Linked DNA regions of Homo sapiens: regions 1, 2, 3, 4 and 6 are each linked to region 5. A link is a contact called in ENCODE Hi-C or POLR2A ChIA-PET data. All regions are on one chromosome and are shown on one strand. Each heading gives the region's core, a stretch centred on a gene start or an enhancer-like site at or near the end of the contact. The rest is flanking DNA. Distances are from core to core; before and after follow the strand shown.

Region 1 (2,835 bases), core at 34-2,533, 2.0 Mb after region 5:
GGGGCAGGTATGGGCAGAAGAGCCACGCAGAGGAGGCCCTGCCCTCCAGGGTCACTGCCCTTGTGGTAGGGGTGGGGGACACTGAGCAGCGCCCACATGTGGAACAGTTCTGAGCAAGGGGTGCATGCCCCTCCTGCAGTAAGATGGACCCTGCCCCTTGCTGTGCTGACCACCTCCCTTAGCCTGACCACCAGAGAGACGGTGTGCTGTTGGTCCCACGGGGAGCAGAGGGCACCAAGAGCCTAACAGGGCCCCTGGCCTGGTGGCAGAGGGATAAGGGTCTGGGGTCCCCCTGGAAGAAATGGCCCCAGGCCTGCCCCTGCACAGGGAGCAGCAGACATTGCAGGCTGAGGGAAGGGCACTGGGCTCCCTGTGGCCCTCGGGAATGGAGGTCACATTCCCCAGGTGGGGCATGGCCCCCAAGGCCAAGTGCTTTGGGAAAGTGGTCTGCACCCAGCGCCTCAACAGCCCAGAGCCAGGGCCAGGCTCCAGCCCCCTGGGCCAGCCCCCAGACAGCGCCTGCAGCGCAGGTCCACAATCAAGTGTCCAAACACCAAGTTCGGGATGCCCAGCATCTTGGTGGCGTTACCCTACAGTCCACCTGGAGCCCGCCTGCGAGACTGGACCCGAGGGACCACACCCAAGGCAGCCACGACTTTCCAGGCCAGCTCCCGAGGGTCCCCGGGCCACGCCCAGACCAGCAGCAGAGCAGGCCACGCTCGGCCGAGGTTAAGGCGCCGTGCCCGGGCTGAGGACGAGACCCACCGTCGCCTCACGAGTCTGGGCCAGGTGGAGCTGCGGGGTAGGGCTTGTGGCGGACAAGCCCTCTGAACACGTTGGGCGTGGCCCAGTGGGAGGGGATTGCGCTGAGCGGGGTATGGTGGGCGAGGCTTACGTTGGGCATGGGGCCAGTGGGCGGGGTTTGCATTGAGTGGAGGCCCAGCGAATGGGGGCGTCTCGTGGGCGAGGGCTCCTGTGGGCGGGGCCTGCGGCGAACAAGGCTTGCACTGGGCGGGGCCCAGTGGGCGGGGTTTATGCTGCGTGAGGCGTCCTGTGGGCGAGGCCTGCGACGAACGCGGTTTGCTCTGGGCGGTGCCCGGAGGGCGGGGTTTACCCTGCGTGGGGCGTCCAGTAGGCGTGTGCGCCTGTGGGCGGGGCCTGCGGCCAGCGGGGCCCGGTGGGCGGGGTTTACTCTGAGCGGGCGTTCTGTGGGCGTGTCATGTGGTGGGTGTGTCCTGTGGTGGGCGGGGCCCCATAAAGCCGCGCCGCCGGGCTTTGCTCCAACCTCCTCAGAGCATGGCCCGGGGGCCGCTGGCCGCCCGCGGACTGCGGCTGCTGCTGCCGCTCCTGCCGCTCCTGCCGCTCCTGCCGCTGCCGCAGGTGGGTCGGGCGGCGTTCTCTCTCGGTTCGGCCACCGCGGGGCGGGTCCCTGCTCGGACCACGCCCCTCCCGGGCTCACCCTTGTCCCCACAGGTGGCGCTGGGCTTCGCGGACGGCAGCTGCGACCCCTCGGACCAGTAAGTCGGGGGGGAGGGAGCCGGGGCCTGGCCCCGCCCTATGGGGAGGCACGGGTGGCGAGGTCGGCCGTCCCATGCCCCGCCTGCTCCAGGTGCCGCCGTCCCCACAGGTGCCCGCCCCAGGCCCGCTGGAGCAGCCTGTGGCACGTGGGGTAAGTGGAGGCCGCGGCGGAGCCGTGCGTCCGACGGTTCTGGGGCGGGGGTCACCGGGGCCAGGCCCGCCAGGCCCTTACCTCACCAGGCCGCCTCCGCTGTCGCCCAGTCCCGGCCGCTGGCGGGAACTGACCTGGAGCAAGCAGGACCTTCCCTCCCACCTCTCCCGCCTGGCCTCCGCGGGAGTCCCCTACGATCCCGCTCAGCAGTGGGGCACTCGCTGAGGACAGCGAGTCCTGGGAGTGAGCCCAAGGCCACCCCTGGCCAGCCCAGGAGAGATAGCCAGGGCAGGCCCAGCAGCCCGAGGCCAGGCTCTGGCCACGGCGGTCTCCGACATGGAGAGACATTGTCTGCTTTTTATCCTGTTAACCTGTCTTCGGTGGTTGTGCCACGACATTCCCCAGGGTGCAGGTGCCCGGTGGCCGAGGGTCAGTCCAGTGGTAGAGCCTTGCTCTCCTAGGCTCATCCTGCTGGCGGTCCTCCTGCTTCTGCTGTGTGGTGTCACAGCTGGTTGTGTCCGGTTCTGCTGCCTCCGGAAGCAGGCACAGGCCCAGCCACATCTGCCACCAGCACGGCAGCCCTGCGACGTGGCAGTCATCCCTATGGACAGTGACAGCCCTGTACACAGCACTGTGACCTGTGAGTGCCTAGGGGCCCGCCAGTTGAGGGTGGAGATGGCGGGGGTAAATGCCAAGCCCGCCTCCACGAACCCACTCTGGTTCCCTGCAGCCTACAGCTCCGTGCAGTACCCACTGGGCATGCGGTTGCCCCTGCCCTTTGGGGAGCTGGACCTGGACTCCATGGCTCCTCCTGCCTACAGCCTGTACACCCCGGAGCCTCCACCCTCCTACGATGAAGCTGTCAAGATGGCCAAGCCCAGAGAGGAAGGACCAGCACTCTCCCAGAAACCCAGCCCTCTCCTTGGGGCCTCGGGCCTAGAGACCACTCCAGTGCCCCAGGAGTCGGGCCCCAATACTCAACTACCACCTTGTAGCCCTGGTGCCCCTTGAAGGAGGTAGGAGAACGGACCAGAGCTTGGAGAACTAATGCTTGGAGCCAAGGGCCCCAGCCCACCCCACCGTCCCACACATTGCTGTGGCCCCAACCTCGGTGCCATGTTACACCGGCCCCTGGCGTCACCCACTAGGCAGGCTGCTGCTTTCAG
Region 2 (2,779 bases), core at 86-2,585, 1.6 Mb after region 5:
ACCATCCCGAAGATCGGGGCGCGAGCCTCCTGGCAACAAAAACCTGACAAGGGCCCAATAGGCGCCCAACACAGGGCCAAACACAAGCCGCCTCGAGGTGTCTGACAAGACATTTTGAATGCCAGATCTAAGAGGAGGTTCTGAAAGCTCCTGAAGGGCACAGTCAGGTCACATGTCAGAGCCCAAAGCAGATGGCAGGGGACTTCGCCATGGGGACACCAGAGGCAAGACGCTGAGGAGCGCCGACAAGTGTTCTGTTCCAGCCCTCCATACACGGGTGCCCAGTTACCAGGTCAGCCATGCAACACCCAAAGCACGTGCCTCCCAGGCACCCAACTGCACAGTGTGCTGTGGCTACTCAGGTAAGGATGAACCCAGGAGGGGAACCCCTAGAATCCCTCACCAGGAAGAGCACAGAAATACCCAGGGCGGGCAGGTGAGGGCCAGCTGGCCATCGGCCTCTGGACCACAGAGGGAGGGGGCAGAGAAGAACGCTGGAGCAAGGACGGAGCAGCCAGAGATCCTGAGAAAACCAAGCAAGGGAGTAAAAACCAAGATGATGCCTAACTCCAGGAACACACAGTGGAGAGGAAATGAGGTCAGGCACGCAACTCCAAGACAGAAAGCAGCACAGACAGGAAATGAGGTAAGGACACAGAGAGCTCCAGACAGGAAATGAGGTCAGGACACAAGACAGGAAATGAGGTCAGGACAGAGTGCTCCAGACAGGAAATGAGGTCAGGACACAGAGTGGCACAGATAAGAAATGAGGTCAGGACACAGAGTGGCACAGACTGGAAAAGAGGTCAGGACACAAGAGTGGCACAGACAGGAAATGAGGTCAGTACACAGAGTGCTCCTGACAGGAAATGAGATCAGGACAGAGAGAGCTCCAGACAGGAAATGCAGTCCGGGCACAGTGTGTTGCATACAGGAAATGAGGTCAGGACAAAGAGTGGCACAGACAGGAAATGAGGTCAGGACAGAGTGACACAGACAGGAAATGAGGTCACTGGCTCCAGACAGGAAATGAGGTCAGGACAGAGAGAGCTCCAGAGAGGAAATGCAATCCGGACACAGCATGTTCCAGACAGGAAATGAGGTCAGGACAAAGGGTGGCACAAACAGGAAATGAGGTCAGGATACAGAGTGCTCCAGACAGAAAATGAGGTCCGGACAAAGTGGCACAGACAGGAAATGATATCAGGATACAGCATGTTCCAGACAGGAAATGAGGTCAGGACATAGAGAGATCCAGACAGGAAATGAGGTCAGGACAGAGAGAGCTCCAGACAGGAAATGCAGTTAGGACACAGCATGTTCCAGACAGGAAATGAGGTCAGGACAAAGGGTGGCACAGACAGAAAATGAGGTCAGGACAGAGCGGCACAGACAGGAAATGAGGTCAGGACACAGAGAGCTCCAGGCAGGAAATGAGGTCAGGACACAGTGTGTTCCAGACAGGAAATGAGGTCAGGACAGTGTGCTCCAGACAGGAAATGAAGTCAGGACACAGTGTTCCAGATAAGAAATGGGGTCAGAAGACACCACTCAGTCATATTAATCAGCCAAAGGATAGATTTATCAAAACTCAAGACGCAAGGTGTCAGCACGTGGGGCTGTGGCAGGTACAGGTCTAAGCAGCTGGACTGAGGTCAAGCACCATAGTGCTTGTCACACTCAGGTACGTGGGGGTCACTCAGGTACATGGGGTCAACAGAAGACTATGCAGCAAGAATGGGGAGCGTCCCTGCCTGTGGAAAGTTGGGGAGGACAGGATGGGGACACTGGCTGTCATCATTCAGCTTTTGGTATGCCATGGACTCCTTAGCTAAAGATAAAAGACAAAAGAAAGGCCGCATGGTAGGGTGACCGACACCTGAGAGAAACTGGCCTAACAAGCACGTGGGGTGTGGTGCCAGTCCACAGCACGCACCACAGGACACAGAGGTGACACTGTGGGGCAGTGCCCAGCCATGTCCCCTAAAAGCCACCTGCACCCAAGTGCACAGCACAGGCATTTGGAGGAAAGAAGTGTTGTTGTGGCTGTCTCCACCCTCAGAAACCCCCCAGAGCTCACCTGACCGCAGGGACCCCATAGGTGTGCAGCAGGGGGGCTGCACGCCTCAGGTGCAAATGCCAATGGCCCGTGCTATTCCACCAGCAAATGCCCTGCGCATCACACACACACACACACGCACGCAGTGACCACAGTCTGGCCAAGACTGTGATAACTTCAGGAACAAAGAGAAGACTCCAATTCGGCTCCTACCTCCCAGTCCACTTCACCCCTCCCCAGAGATAGTGGTGACGGCCACAAGTCTAGGCACAAGGCCAGACAGGTAGACCGGTCACTGCACACAAGGACAGGCTGACAGCCAGAGGCCGCGTCTTCAACGCACCCAGACTGAGTATCAAGTAAATTAAAATAAAAAGCAGTCCAGTAGACATCTAAGTAGGACCTCAAGCCTTCGGGAAGGGACGGTAATCCTAGGATGAGGCATTGCCATTTCAGGGCTGTTTGGGACGGGGACATGTCACGCTGGAGATCTCAGTGCAGCAGAGTCCCCCAAGCACCCTGTGACACGAAGACCCACGGGGGGAGAGCAGAGCCGAGCCCTCCCACCCCCTCCAACGGGCACCACGCATGGAGACCAGTTGGGCCAGCACTCTTGCAGGCGCACCAGCAGGTCGTGGCCTCCTCTAGCGTGGACCTTCCAGATTCTTCACAATCAGTGTCTGGAGGGGAACAAGCAGCTCCCACGTGGGTCCAACACCT
Region 3 (2,700 bases), core at 42-2,541, 1.5 Mb before region 5:
GACCTATTTTCTGGAGTTGCTGATATACATAAGAGTTGATATCAAACCATTTGTTGAATTGTGCTTTTGGGAAATACAGTCCTGGCTTGCAAAAATTTTGACTTCTGAAAAGAGGGGTTCTTTTCTGATTTTAGATGATTGCCTTTTCCTAGATGCTTAGTAATGTCTGGCTACCCCCACCACACCCAAAGGGTGACAGCTCCAGACAAAGCCTCTGTGTCCAGGAGCCTTCGTCATTCCCTGGGGATTTCTGGAGTTGAGCAGGACATTCGCTGGGACATCGTAGCCAGAGCACAGTGCGGAGGCAGGGCTGTGGCTGTGGGGGATCCTCTAACCCAGCGGGGGGCGGGGCAGGAAATAGGTCTCATCCCACCCCAAGGAGGGGCCACCAGGGTTGTCACCATGTCCCAACTTCAGGTTAAAGTGTTGGGCTCCAGTAGGGTCTTCAGGCTGGACTGGCTTGACCCAGTGGAAGTGGGGGAATCTGTAACCCTGGACAGTGAGCCCAAGGCAGTCCCTACACTGGCAGGTGTGAGCAGCCACCATTTCCCCATGCTTGCCATGTTCTCATCACCATTATCCATACTAGAATTGCAGCAGAGAGGAACCCAGGGTCCCTCCTCAGTTCAGAGCCACCAAGCCTCCAAGTTCATCCTGACCAAGGCATCCATGCAGTGAACTTGTGAGCCAACGAGCATGAGCTCCACAGACCCAACTTCCACATGGCGTCCAGGGATGACTGATCCCATTCAGCCAACTCAGAATTCTGGGTGTGCGTGACTGGGCCATTAAAGGAACTAGCTCTGTGTGTCCCGAAGCACCGGTTTGCCAGTCAGATTGCCTGAAATCAGAGCTGCTCACAACAAGGGGCTTTTATTTATTTTTTGGAGAAATACTGACATTTCCTAAAATAGTGGTCTTTTATTCAATTGACAGTAAGTTCGGGAGCTGTTACACACGATCTGTGCCTGGTGGGTGACGGTTAGGAACGGAGCTCTTTGTGAACACATCTGCATGCTGAAGAGGGTGGAGGGTCCCTTTTCACAAACACTTTGTTCGCAGCCCCCACATCCTGTGGGCCAGGGGACAGCGAGGACTTCACGCGTGTGCTGGTTGGCAATGCCAGCATGTCCTCTCCCTGCCGCTCTGGGGATTCTAGACCGTACACACCGCTCTTCCAGTCTGTAGTTCATTTTAATTTCCTTTTCTTTGAAAAGAAGTACTCTTCATTCCTTTAGCCACCTTTTTGGCCACAAGATATGAGTCACAGATGAAAGCTACATTGTAAAAAGATGGGTTTAAAAAAACCAAACCAAAAACCCCACCCAACAACAAAACCCATTTCCTGTCTTTGAGGCAAAGCAAGAGAGAAGGGAAAAATATCTGAAATAGCAGGTAATAAAAAAACAGCTTCTACCGAGAGACTATCTTCTCTATGTCTGAAAGGCATTGGCTTTGGAAATAACTAGAAAGTTCTTGAGAGAGAGTTGAGAAGAAAAATACCAGGGAGCAGGTATTTTTCCATCAAAATTTTACACCAAACTTAAGAAAATTGCTTTAGAAGGCTTACAGCATGATTCAAGGGAATGAGCAGCCACCTCCTCTAATCATCACTTCCCCTCCTTACATGTCCTCCCCATGCCTGCAGGATGACGCCAGCCTCCTCAGCTGAAGGTGCAGACTGATGACCAGGAGAAGGGAGCGATCCTTCCTCCATTCCCTTGAAGCCTGTCCCTGGGGAGCCTGTAGGATCGCCGAGAAACACTAATCCGTTCTGCAAGGACGGGATGGAATGCATTGGGGGAAGATGCATTAAACAGACACCTCTCTTTAAGAAGCCATCTTACTAACTCAGTGGGTAATTCTTTGGCTTGATGGCTCTCCTCCTGGAGCTCCAGTAAATCTTCCAAGGAGCCAGTGCCGCACTGGAGGTGCTGGTCCATCTGTTGATCTGTGGATCTGCAGAAATGGGCTCCAGGGAGCATTCACAGGTGAGATCACAGCAAAGAAATGACGGATTGCCCAACTTGTGAGGAAGTGCCATCAGAAAAGACTCCATTTTGGGAGAACCATTTAGCCAGGCCGGGGAAGCTGGCTCTGGGCTTCTGTATTTTCCTTAGGAGTTTGCTGGTTTCCTAGAAGTGCTGGATTTATCAGCAAAAATCCCAAAGTGGCCGTGGCTGGGTTGTTGACCAAAGCCGTTGGCTTCAGAGCTTCTCTGGCAAAGAGAGAGTGAGCAGAACAAGTGTTTTAGGCTCCTGGCTGAGGAAGGGAGGGGAGTCCTCCGCATGTCTGTGCCTAAATATCCACGTTCCTGTCTTTTCCTTGTTCCAAGAACCCTCCTGGCCTCCGAAGCCTCGCTCCTCTCCTTCCATAGAGTCAAGGGCACCAGCACATCGGGTGCCTTGAGCTCTTCCGGGGATCCAGGGGTGTCACGGGAAGAAGGACCAAACTACCGACATGTTTGGGGGTTCTCTGGAGAAAACGAAATTGAGCAGGACTTAGAACTTCCCAGAGCCCTGTGAGCTTTGTGAGTTTCCAAGAGCAGAATGTGTTAGAATTTATTTCCAAACTCCTAGCACTCGGATTTGAGTCTGTTATGGGTGCATTGAAGTCCTAACTGCCAGTACCGGTGCATGGCAACTTATTTGGAAATTGCAGATATAATCAAGTTAAAGTGACACAGAGACACACACAGAG
Region 4 (2,962 bases), core at 37-2,536, 1.3 Mb after region 5:
CAGCCTGAATCTCCCTCTGTGCAATGGGGAGGAGCGGCAGTGCCTGGTAGAGAGGACAGAAGCGGGCCCCAGGCCAGGCTCATGGAACAACCTTGCCGACCGCTGGAGCCCGGGATAGGGTGGGGACCGCCCCTCCTCCAGCCCTGATGACGCTGCCTGGCAGCGCGGAGCCCTGGGAACTGGAACTCTGCCCTCGCCAGGGACCCCACACCCCACACCTGGGAGCATTGAGCCCACTGGGCAGACAACCTGCCGGCCCCCCTGCTGGCCTAGGTTGGACCTGCTGACCCCTGAAGAGCCAGCAGGGGCAGCCAGGGATGGGCCCCAGAGGCTCACAAGCCAGACAGTGGGTGACAGGCTGATCAGGGCCACATCGGGGAGGGTGGCTCTGCCGTGGCCTCGTTCCTGGGCTGGCTGATGGGCAGTCGGGGGCCCCTGATGGGGATAGTGGCTGGACAGGCAGGAGTGCCACATGAGCATGGAGAGTATCCCCACCCCACCCACCTGGGTCCAGCCCCCTGCTGCACACTGATCTTATCACCTGTCACCAAGGTCAGGGCTGCCGGGGAGTTGGGTCACCTGCTCGAGGGCCCCGCCCAGAGACGCCCAGAGACACCCAGCCCCCAGAAGTGCCCACATCCGGCCAAATGGGGGCTCACCAGCTGCCCGTGGACGGAGTGGTGAGTGGGGGACACACGCAGGAGGAGGTCTGCTGGGTAGGGCTGTGGCTCTGCTGCTCACCCCACTGTGGTGAGCCCAGTGCTGGGGGTCTGGGTTGACCCGAGAGCCCCAGGCAGCAGGGGACGGGCTGGACGCCGGAGCCAGCAACGGCCAGGACAGGGGCATGGGGAAGAGATCTGTGGGAGGCCCTGGGGTCAGAACTGGGATCTGCGAGCAGACGGAGAGGAGGCTCGGGGGCTCACCAGCCTCAAGACGTCGGTTTTGGGGGTGGATCTCCAGGGAGGAGGCCCCCAGTCTCCAGGAGGCTCCATGCCTCAGGCTCAGACCGGCAGCTCGGGAACCCAGCTAGCAGGATGAACTCCAGCAGAGGAACTCAGCGCCATTGCTGCGGCTGTGGGCCAGAAGAGAAAGAGAAAGAGAAAGAGAATCCGCCTCGGTGTGACAAGCTGTGCCTCAGAACCCGAGCAGCAGGAGAGTGGGCAGCAGGGGGTGTCTGGCAGCAGAGAGGGGCTCAGGCCTGCTGGGTGGAGCGGCGCTGGGGGACACAGGTGGGCCCTGCGGGAGGCAGGAGCTGTCCAGGCAAAGCCGAGGGGAAGGGCCGGTATGAAGGAGGCGCCCGATGGGAGGGGCGAGTTCTCCCCCTGCACCATTCCAGTCCACTCCGGGTTTCCTGTAGAAGGGGGAGCCCCCCAAAGTCCATCTGTGTTTCCCCACCTCACTCACACACTCAGGGACCCTCGGCTGCTCCCCGGGGCGCTGACTGACATTTTTGCCGAATAAAGGGGCCCTGTGGGTTTCCTGTTCCCATCTCAGCTTCTGCTGAACAGGGTAAACTTCCCTTCCGAATAAAACCACCAGAATGCGGTCTGGCCAATTTCAGTCATAGACCCACCAGGCCTGTGTCCCTGCGTGAGGGGGTGGGAAAAGCCCAGAGTGCCCCTACCCGTCCCCTGGGAGGGGTGGAAGGGCAGCTCTTGCTCCCCCTGCAGAGACGCTGCGCGGACTGGGAAGGCTGCCAGCCTCGCCCGGTCTCCCTGTGGACCCTGCCCTGACCCCACCCCAGCTTCCTGGCTCCCTGCACCCCACTGGGCTTCCCTGCCCCACAGAGCCTGGTGGTAGGGAGACCTCCGGATGGAGACAGCCCACAGTCCCGGAGCCCCAAGGCAGGCACCAGTGAGTCCCTCGTGACGGCCTCGCTCCCTGCATCACATGGAACCTCGTGACCCACGTGACGACGCCAGTGCCCCCGTGGCCCCTTCCTGCTGCTGGACGTGATGCAGTCAATGGAAGCCCAGGTCTGTCACGCACCGCCTGTGCTTGCCCAGAGCAGGTCCCAGTCACCCCCTCTGGCACCGCCTGCTGCACACCAGGAACCCCCACCTCCAGCAAGCCCATCTGCCAGACGCCTGGCCCAGGACCGCCCCCTGCCCCTCGACTGCCCCCTGCCCCTCCTGGTCCTGACTTCAGCCAGGTGACCCCCTCCAGGGTCCAGCCCTGGCCCCTGGGGGACTCAGTGGCATCTGGTGGAAAGGACCTTGGGGATTGCGCCCACCCTCACCTGCAGGAGAGTTGGCAGGGTGGCCAGCCACAGGAATCTGTGGCAGGAGCCCGGGGACCTGCACCCCAACTAGAAAGTGTGCAGCCCTGCAGGCCGGCCCTGGAGAGGGAGCAGGCAGGGGTGAAGTTAGGCCGGCTGTGGTGTGCGACACCGTCCTGTGGGGCCAAGCGTCCCGAGCTCCAGAGGCAGGTGCACTCCTGGCCAGCATCCAGGGTGGACGAGCCCAGACCCCAATACTCTGAGGCAGGGTGGGGGACCAGGTGGCACCCAGTGGAGGAAAAGCCCCCAAGAGACACGCAGGAGCATGGACTCCCACCCCACAGCTGGAGCCTGGGAGAGGAGCCCCATCTGCTGTTTCCCTGGTGCACTCACATCCTGGCCCTCAGCGCCCCCTGCCAGGAATGTCCCCCACATGCAGAGCCATGTGGGTCTTGCAAGGAAGAAGAAGGGGGCCCCTTGCATCCTCCACTCCCGGGGGCCCCAGGAGGGCATGGGGGCTCCAGGGTGCAGGGACAGCACGTTCCCTCACCAACTCCCCAAGAACGCCCAACCTCCAAGAGCAGACACAGCGCCTACACCTGCCGGTACGGGGCTCCAACCCCACTCTCTCAGATACGTCCTCCAGAGTCGTCTCATCCACCCCACCCTGGGGAGGAGGGAAACTGAGGCATGGCAAGAGACAAGACTAACACAGGCATCAGTGAGACTCAGCCCCTCCTGCCC
Region 5 (2,878 bases), core at 121-2,620:
ATGAAACCCCATCTCTACTAAAAATACAAAAATTAGCCAGGTGTGGTGGCGCCTGCCTGTAATCCCAGCTACTCAGGAGGCTGAGGCAGGAGAATGGCTTGAGCCCATGAGGCGGAGGTTGCAGTGAGCTGAGATCGCGCCACTGCACTCCAGCCTGGGTGACAGAGCGAGACTCCGTCTCAAAAAACAAACAAACAAACAAAAAAACCCACAACAGAACAGTGGTCCTCAGCTTTACAAACACCTCCCTCAGCGGCGGCCAAAGAGGACGCATCACAGCAGCCCAGGCCTGCTAGGGGCGTGTTTGCTGGAGGAGGCGTGGCCGCCGTGTGTCCATCCAGACCTGATAGGGCGCGGCCATTGGAGGAGGCGTGGCCGCTGCGGGTCCACCCAGGCCTGCTAGGGGCGTGGCCATTGGAAAAGGCGTGGCCCCTGCGAGTCCACGTTGGCCCCGGAGAGTAACGGGACGGCGGAGGGGTCATTTCCCGCCTTGCACGTAACGGGGGACGAAAACCGGCCCCCAGCCCGACGCCGGACCCTGGCCTCCTGGGCCCACCGACGGCCTCCACTAAGGCCCCCTCCCGCCCGCAACGTGGGGGACAGCTGAGGCCACTTCCCGGGCGGGCCACCCCAACCCAAAGCGGCATGTCGCGGGGCAGCACAGCCTGCGACAAGCGCGCAAAGCTCCCCAGCGGGACCGCAGCACGGGCAGGCCTGGGAGTCCCTCGCGCTGCTCAAGGCCGCTAACCGGCACTCAGAAACCAGCGCTCTGCGGCACTGGAGAAAGCACTTCCCGCCCTCCTGCAGGCTGTTAGCCAGGGGATGCAAGGGGAGGGGCCCCTCACGGACGTCCCGCCCGCCCCTCTCAAACATGGCGGCCACAGGCGCACCAAAGGAAGAGCCCCTCACAAACATGGCCGTCCGCCCCTCTCATACATGGCGCCAAAGAGGCTTCAAGGGAAGCGCCCCTCACGAACATGGTTGCCTGCCCCTCTCAAACATAGCGGCCACAGGCGCACCAAGAGAAGCGCCCCTTACAAACATGGCCGTCTGCCCCTCTCAAACATGGTGGCCAAAGAGGCTTCAAGGGAAGAGCCCCTCAAGAACATGGTTGCTCCCCCCTCAAGAACATAGTTGCCCACCTCGCTCAAACATGGCGGCCACAGGTGCACCAAGGGAAGCGCCGTTCACGAACATGGCCGTCTGCCCCTTTCAAATATGGCGAACACAGAAGCTACAAAAAAAGCACCCCCCGCAAACATAATCTCTCAGGCCTGCCACGGGCGTGGGAAACATAGCGGCTACAGGGGTGCCAAGGGACGCGCCCTCATGAACATGGCCGGCCACAGGCCGACTTCCTGCTCCAGTGTCCCACCACTGGCCCAAGGCCTGTGACCTTCGCCCGCCGCTTACGAAAGAGCCAACACGGGGGGGGGGGGGGGGGGAATCACATGACGAGGGTGCTGCACTGTGATTGGCTGTGCTGACGTCGGACGCCGCCGCGGCGCGCTCTGCAGACTCCGGGTCGCCGCTCCGCCGGGACGCGTTGGCCGGGGCGCGCGGTGCTTGGCTGCGGTGCTCACACTCATGAGGAGCCGGAAGGTGAGGGCTGGGTCCCGGCAGCAGCTGCGCCGGGCAGGGCGGGGACTCTGGGTCACCTGCTGTCTGGAGAACCGGGGCGGGGTCACGGGGTGCCTGTGGCCTAGGAGCGGCCTCCGCTTGGGCCTCGCCCCCGGCAGTAGTTGGGGGGCTCCAGGCCACGCTCCCGGGAGAAGGAGGGCTGCCAGGTCACGCCCCTGTGAAAAGGGGGCTCCGGGCCACGCCCTCGGAAGAAGTGGAGCTCACAGGTCACGTCCCCGGGAGAAGGGGGCTCCCAGGTTACCCACCCCCGCAGAATGGGGCCTCTGGGCCACACCCCCGAGAGAAGGGGAGCTCCCAGGCCATGCCCGCGGGAGAAGGGGGGCTCCGGTCCACGCCCTCGGGAGAAGTGGAGCTCACAGTTCACGTCCTGGGCAACAGGGGGCTCCCAGGTCACGCCCCCTTGAAGGGAGGTTTCGGGCCACTTTCCTAGGAAGGTGGGGCACCCTCTCCAGAACTGGTTTCAACTCCTGGTAGTGCTAGATGCTGCAGAGCTGAGTTTGTGCCCCTCAACTGCTGCCACTCCAATGGACGTCACACAGCAAGTGACCTCAGCTTGGCCCCATCTACTGAATGTGCTAAAAGTGGGGTGATGAGGGATCCACCAAGAGGGTGGTGAGGATTGAAGGGGGGTGCCAGTGTCTGGCAAGGGGCAAGTGCTCATTGCGTGGGTGTAACAGTTAAGGCGAAGGACCCTTTTCACAGTGGACCCGGCGCGGGTCCCGGTCCACTTGGGAGGCTCTGAGCTGCATGGAGGCTCTCCTGGTTTGTTCAAATGGAGTGGCCACTTGTGAATTCCAACTCCTTTTACTATTTTTATCTTTGAACCAAAACTTGTCTCCTGTAGGCACATATACTTGGATCTTTTTTAAAATGCAGTCTGGTAGTTTCTGCCTTTTGATTGAATTGTTTAGCCCATGCACATTTAATATTATTGATACACTGTAGTTAGGTTTACATTTGCCATTTTACTTTTTCTTTTCTTTATACAAGTCTGTCTTTTTCTTCCCCTGTTCCTTCTTTAAGTGGATTAAAGTGAATATTTCCTAATGTAGCATTTTAATTTAATGATTTTTTTTCCACAACTTTTTTGGGTTTTTTCCAGTGCTTTATGTTTTACCGTATACAGCTTAATCTTCATATTCTCCATATACATCTTAAGCTTCAGATTTGTACTAGGTTAATTCCAAGTGATACAGAAATGTTACTCTTATATGGTTATTTTTGTGGTATTTTGTTA
Region 6 (2,707 bases), core at 99-2,598, 1.7 Mb after region 5:
GAGGCGCGCCTGCTCCTCCTTGCCCGTGTAATCCTGGCTCAGCAGGATGTAGGCCCGCCAGTTGGCCGAGTCGAAGCCCCAGTGGCAGGTCCGGTTCTCCAGGGCCTTGTGCGAGTGCACCACGAACTTGTGCGGCGGGTACATGAGGCGGCAGTCCAGGCACTGGATGCAGGCGGCGCTCGGGCTGCTGTAGAGCTCGGGCACCAGCAGCCCCTTACACTTGCCGAAGCACTCGTGGTACACGCGGACGCTGCGCTCGCTGAGCTCCAGGCCCAGCGCCAGGCTGGCGGCCAGCTCCTTCTTGCAGGGCGGCGGGTAGGCGCCGCCGTAGAGCAGCGCGTTGCACAGGCGCTCGGCGTCCGTCTTGGTGATGAGCCCGCACGAGGGCGCCGAGAAGGGCAGGATGCCCATGACTTTGAGGATCTCCAGCTGGTCGGCCGTGCAGCGCGAGCAGTAGATGTGGAGCTCGTCGCACACCGCGTTGATCTGCTGCAGCGAGAAGTCGCGCAGCACCGAGTTGAGAATCTGCGGCAGACACAGGCGCTTCTCGCCTCCCACCACGAAGCACGAGATGGTCTCGCCTTCCAGTACGGTCTCGCAGCGCTCGGTGGAGCGGTCGGACGGCATGAAGAAGGGCCCGGGCAGCACGGGCGGCGGCGGCTGGATGGCGGGCAGGTGCAGCACGGGCGGCGGCTCGGTGGCTGCGGGCACCGGCGCCGGCACCGCGGCCGCGCCCGCCTCCTTGGCGCTCTCCTTCTTGTAGGCCTCCTGCGCCCAGCGCGCCGAGAAAGCGGCCGGGCCGCCCAGCGAGCTCATGGAGCTCAGGTGGAACTGCTCCAGCGTCTTCTGCAGCCCCGGGTGCGGCTGGAAACAGCCGCGGCCGCCTGCCGCCGCCTCCATGGTGCGCTCCGGCTCCCCCGGCCGCTCCCGCTCCCGCGCGCCCGGGCCCCCCCGGCCCCCGCCGCCGCCCCGCGCGCCCCGGCGGCGCCCGCGGCCCCGACCCCGGCCGCCCCCCGCCGCCGGCTCACGGCCGATCACGGCCGCGGCCTCGCCCGGGGGCGCGAAGGGGAAGGCGGGCGGGGCGAAGGGGTCCCGCCGCTGGAGCCCGCCGCCGCCCGGGCCCGGCGCCACATCCACGCGCCCCGCGCCGCGCCCGCCGCCGCCCGGGCCCCCCGCGCGTCCCCCGCGCGCCCCCCGGGCTCTAGGCGCGGGGCATGCCCCGGCGCGCGCCGCCAACGCCAACGCCAACGCTCGCGGGCCCGGGGCTCGCGGGGGGCGCGCGGGCAGGTGCCGGCGCCGCGAGGCGCGAATCGCCGCGGCGGCCGAGGCCGAGGGGCCCGGGAGGAGCGGGGGCGCGGGCGCGGGGCCCGCCGGGCCGTCCTCGCGCGGCGCGCCGCCGCCGCCCCGCTCCTCCCACCGCGAGGCGCCCGCCCGGCTCGTCCCGGCGGCGCTGGCCGGCCGCGTCGCGCCCGCCGCCGGCCCCCGGCCCGCCCGCCCGCCGGCTCCGCGGCCCGCCCGCCCGGCTTCCGGGGCGGCGGAGGCGCCTCTCGCCCGCGGCCCTCAGAGCGCGGCGGCGGCGCGGGGCTCGGGGCGCTCGGCGCACATCCTCCCGGCGGCTCGCTCCGGCTCGGACTGAGCGCCCGGCGCTGAGCTCACGCCGCCGCCGCGCCGCCCCGCCCCGCGCCGCCCGCTCCGCCCCGCGCCGGCCCCGCCCCCCGCGCTGTTTGTTGCCGTGCGTCCGCCTCAGCCCTAGCGCTGGCCAAGAATGTGACCCGCTCCCCAGCCGGGCTCTTCCAGGAACGCGCGCTCCCCGCCCGGACTCGGCCGCGCTCGGCTCCGCTCGCCCGGGACTCGGCCACGCTCGGACCCGCCCTGCCATGACTCGGCTCCGCTCGGCCGGGACTCGGCTACGCTCGGCCATGCTCGACTCCGCTCGGCCCCGCTCGGCCCCGCCCGCCGAGGGCCGCTGGGCGCGGGCGGAGGCGGAGGCGGCGGTGGCGCCCGGGGCCCCCCTTCCGGCCGAGGCCGCTTCCTGCGCCGCTGGGAAGGCGCCCGTCTCGCCGCCGTCGGGGCCCAGAAACCCACAGGCCCCCGCCACGACCGCAAACCAGCTGGGGGCGGCCGGGGGGCCACGCCACGCACCCGGGGTTCTCCCAGGGTGGGACACCACACAGCGGGGAGGCCCCGGACGCCTCTGGGGTCCCACACACTACCGGGACGCCACACGGTGACCTGGGGTCCCACACACGAGGGGGACAGCGGCCACGCCCAGGGACCCTGCGCCGAGACGGGCACCGCGTCGCGTGACCCTGGCGGCGCAGCCCGGCGGCCCCCGCTGCGCCGTGGCCGGTGGCTCGGTGGCCGAGTGTCCGCGGCTCCCGGCCGCGCCGGCCCCGCCCCGCCCGCCGGCCCCTGGCGGAGTGTCCCTGCTGCGCGGGCCGGGGGCTTCGGGCCTGGGAGGGGCGGCGCCCGGTGCCCCAGACGCAGCCGGTCTGCCAGCCACTCCTGCCAGGTGGCTTATCAGGACTTCGGCCCCGCGGGGCCCGGCGTTCGGGCCGGCGAGACCCCTGACCTCCGCCCCGGGGCCGTGGAGCGCTGAGACGTCTTTCGGGGTCGGATCGGCCGGCCCTCCACGCCTGGCCACGCAGTGGGAGAGACTCAAGCCTTGGCAGGGCGGGGAGCGGGAAGCCCGGGGCCCCGAAGTTGG

Evidence for each region. A loop is a pair of places that touch in the nucleus more often than their neighbours do. ChIA-PET counts read pairs that join two places held with the same protein, here RNA polymerase II (POLR2A). Pooled maps may share reads with other maps.
Region 1: a map of gastrocnemius medialis shows a loop between it and region 5 (15-fold over the local background). The contact joins the promoter of TMEM52 here to the promoter of LINC01134 in region 5. A Hi-C loop is called at or near these places in 1 of 168 maps with a recorded cell type or tissue (gastrocnemius medialis), 5 of 37 single-sample maps with no recorded cell type and 11 of 50 pooled maps.
Region 2: a loop to region 5 is called in a map of CD4-positive, alpha-beta T cell, with 22 times the contacts of the local background. The contact joins the enhancer-like site here to the promoter of LINC01134 in region 5. A Hi-C loop is called at or near these places in 2 of 168 maps with a recorded cell type or tissue (CD4-positive, alpha-beta T cell and naive thymus-derived CD4-positive, alpha-beta T cell), 1 of 37 single-sample maps with no recorded cell type and 6 of 50 pooled maps.
Region 3: a loop to region 5 is called in a map of CD8-positive, alpha-beta T cell, with 11 times the contacts of the local background. The contact joins the enhancer-like site here to the promoter of LINC01134 in region 5. A Hi-C loop is called at or near these places in 1 of 168 maps with a recorded cell type or tissue (CD8-positive, alpha-beta T cell) and 5 of 50 pooled maps. POLR2A ChIA-PET finds 5 or more read pairs at or near these places in 1 of 52 experiments (activated naive CD4-positive, alpha-beta T cell).
Region 4: a loop to region 5 is called in a pooled map, with 7 times the contacts of the local background. The contact joins the promoter of TNFRSF14 here to the promoter of LINC01134 in region 5. A Hi-C loop is called at or near these places in 11 of 37 single-sample maps with no recorded cell type and 12 of 50 pooled maps.
Region 6: a loop to region 5 is called in a map of B cell, with 25 times the contacts of the local background. The contact joins the promoter of SKI here to the promoter of LINC01134 in region 5. A Hi-C loop is called at or near these places in 1 of 168 maps with a recorded cell type or tissue (B cell), 1 of 37 single-sample maps with no recorded cell type and 7 of 50 pooled maps.

Annotation. Positions count from the first base shown.
Region 1 is chr1:1,917,727-1,920,561 of GRCh38, reverse strand. TMEM52 (transmembrane protein 52) reads left to right here and starts at 1,283. Exons shown (of 5, transcript NM_178545.4): 1 at 1,283-1,380; 2 at 1,474-1,517; 3 at 1,628-1,669; 4 at 2,131-2,309; 5 at 2,400-2,835. The coding sequence starts at 1,297. The coding sequence ends at 2,680. RefSeq lists enhancers at 1-511, 512-1,105, 1,165-1,966 and a silencer at 1,047-1,686.
Region 2 is chr1:2,254,152-2,256,930 of GRCh38, reverse strand. All of the region lies in intron 1 of SKI (SKI proto-oncogene), which reads right to left. Among named protein-coding and RNA genes, the nearest start is that of SKI, 27 kb to the right of the region's middle. RefSeq lists enhancers at 1-179, 847-1,141, 182-1,381. Within about 2 kb of position 1,335, at least 21 of the 41 ENCODE cell types and tissues checked have a DNase peak (open chromatin) inside an H3K27ac peak, as active enhancers do; they include CD4-positive, alpha-beta T cell, where a contact is called at or near this core.
Region 3 is chr1:5,387,767-5,390,466 of GRCh38, reverse strand. No RefSeq gene overlaps it. Among named protein-coding and RNA genes, the nearest start is that of LINC02782, 290 kb to the right of the region's middle. RefSeq lists an enhancer at 814-2,013. Within about 2 kb of position 1,291, at least 3 of the 41 ENCODE cell types and tissues checked have a DNase peak (open chromatin) inside an H3K27ac peak, as active enhancers do; they include CD8-positive, alpha-beta T cell, where a contact is called at or near this core.
Region 4 is chr1:2,554,695-2,557,656 of GRCh38, reverse strand. It overlaps TNFRSF14 (TNF receptor superfamily member 14), which reads right to left and starts at 1,286. Exons shown (of 8, transcript NM_003820.4): 1 at 924-1,286. The coding sequence starts at 992. It overlaps TNFRSF14-AS1 (TNFRSF14 antisense RNA 1), which reads left to right and starts at 646. Exons shown (of 7, transcript NR_037844.2): 1 at 646-680; 2 at 961-2,933.
Region 5 is chr1:3,898,896-3,901,773 of GRCh38, reverse strand. It overlaps LINC01134 (long intergenic non-protein coding RNA 1134), which reads right to left and starts at 1,370. Exons shown (of 4, transcript NR_024455.1): 1 at 1,143-1,370. C1orf174 (chromosome 1 open reading frame 174) reads left to right here and starts at 1,502. Exons shown (of 4, transcript NM_207356.3): 1 at 1,502-1,602. The coding sequence starts at 1,588. RefSeq lists silencers at 422-601, 1,682-1,751 and enhancers at 802-1,061, 701-1,270, 1,271-1,839, 1,840-2,410.
Region 6 is chr1:2,226,960-2,229,666 of GRCh38, reverse strand. It overlaps SKI (SKI proto-oncogene), which reads right to left and starts at 1,348. Exons shown (of 7, transcript NM_003036.4): 1 at 1-1,348. The coding sequence starts at 900. RefSeq lists a silencer at 1,518-2,287 and an enhancer at 2,607-2,707.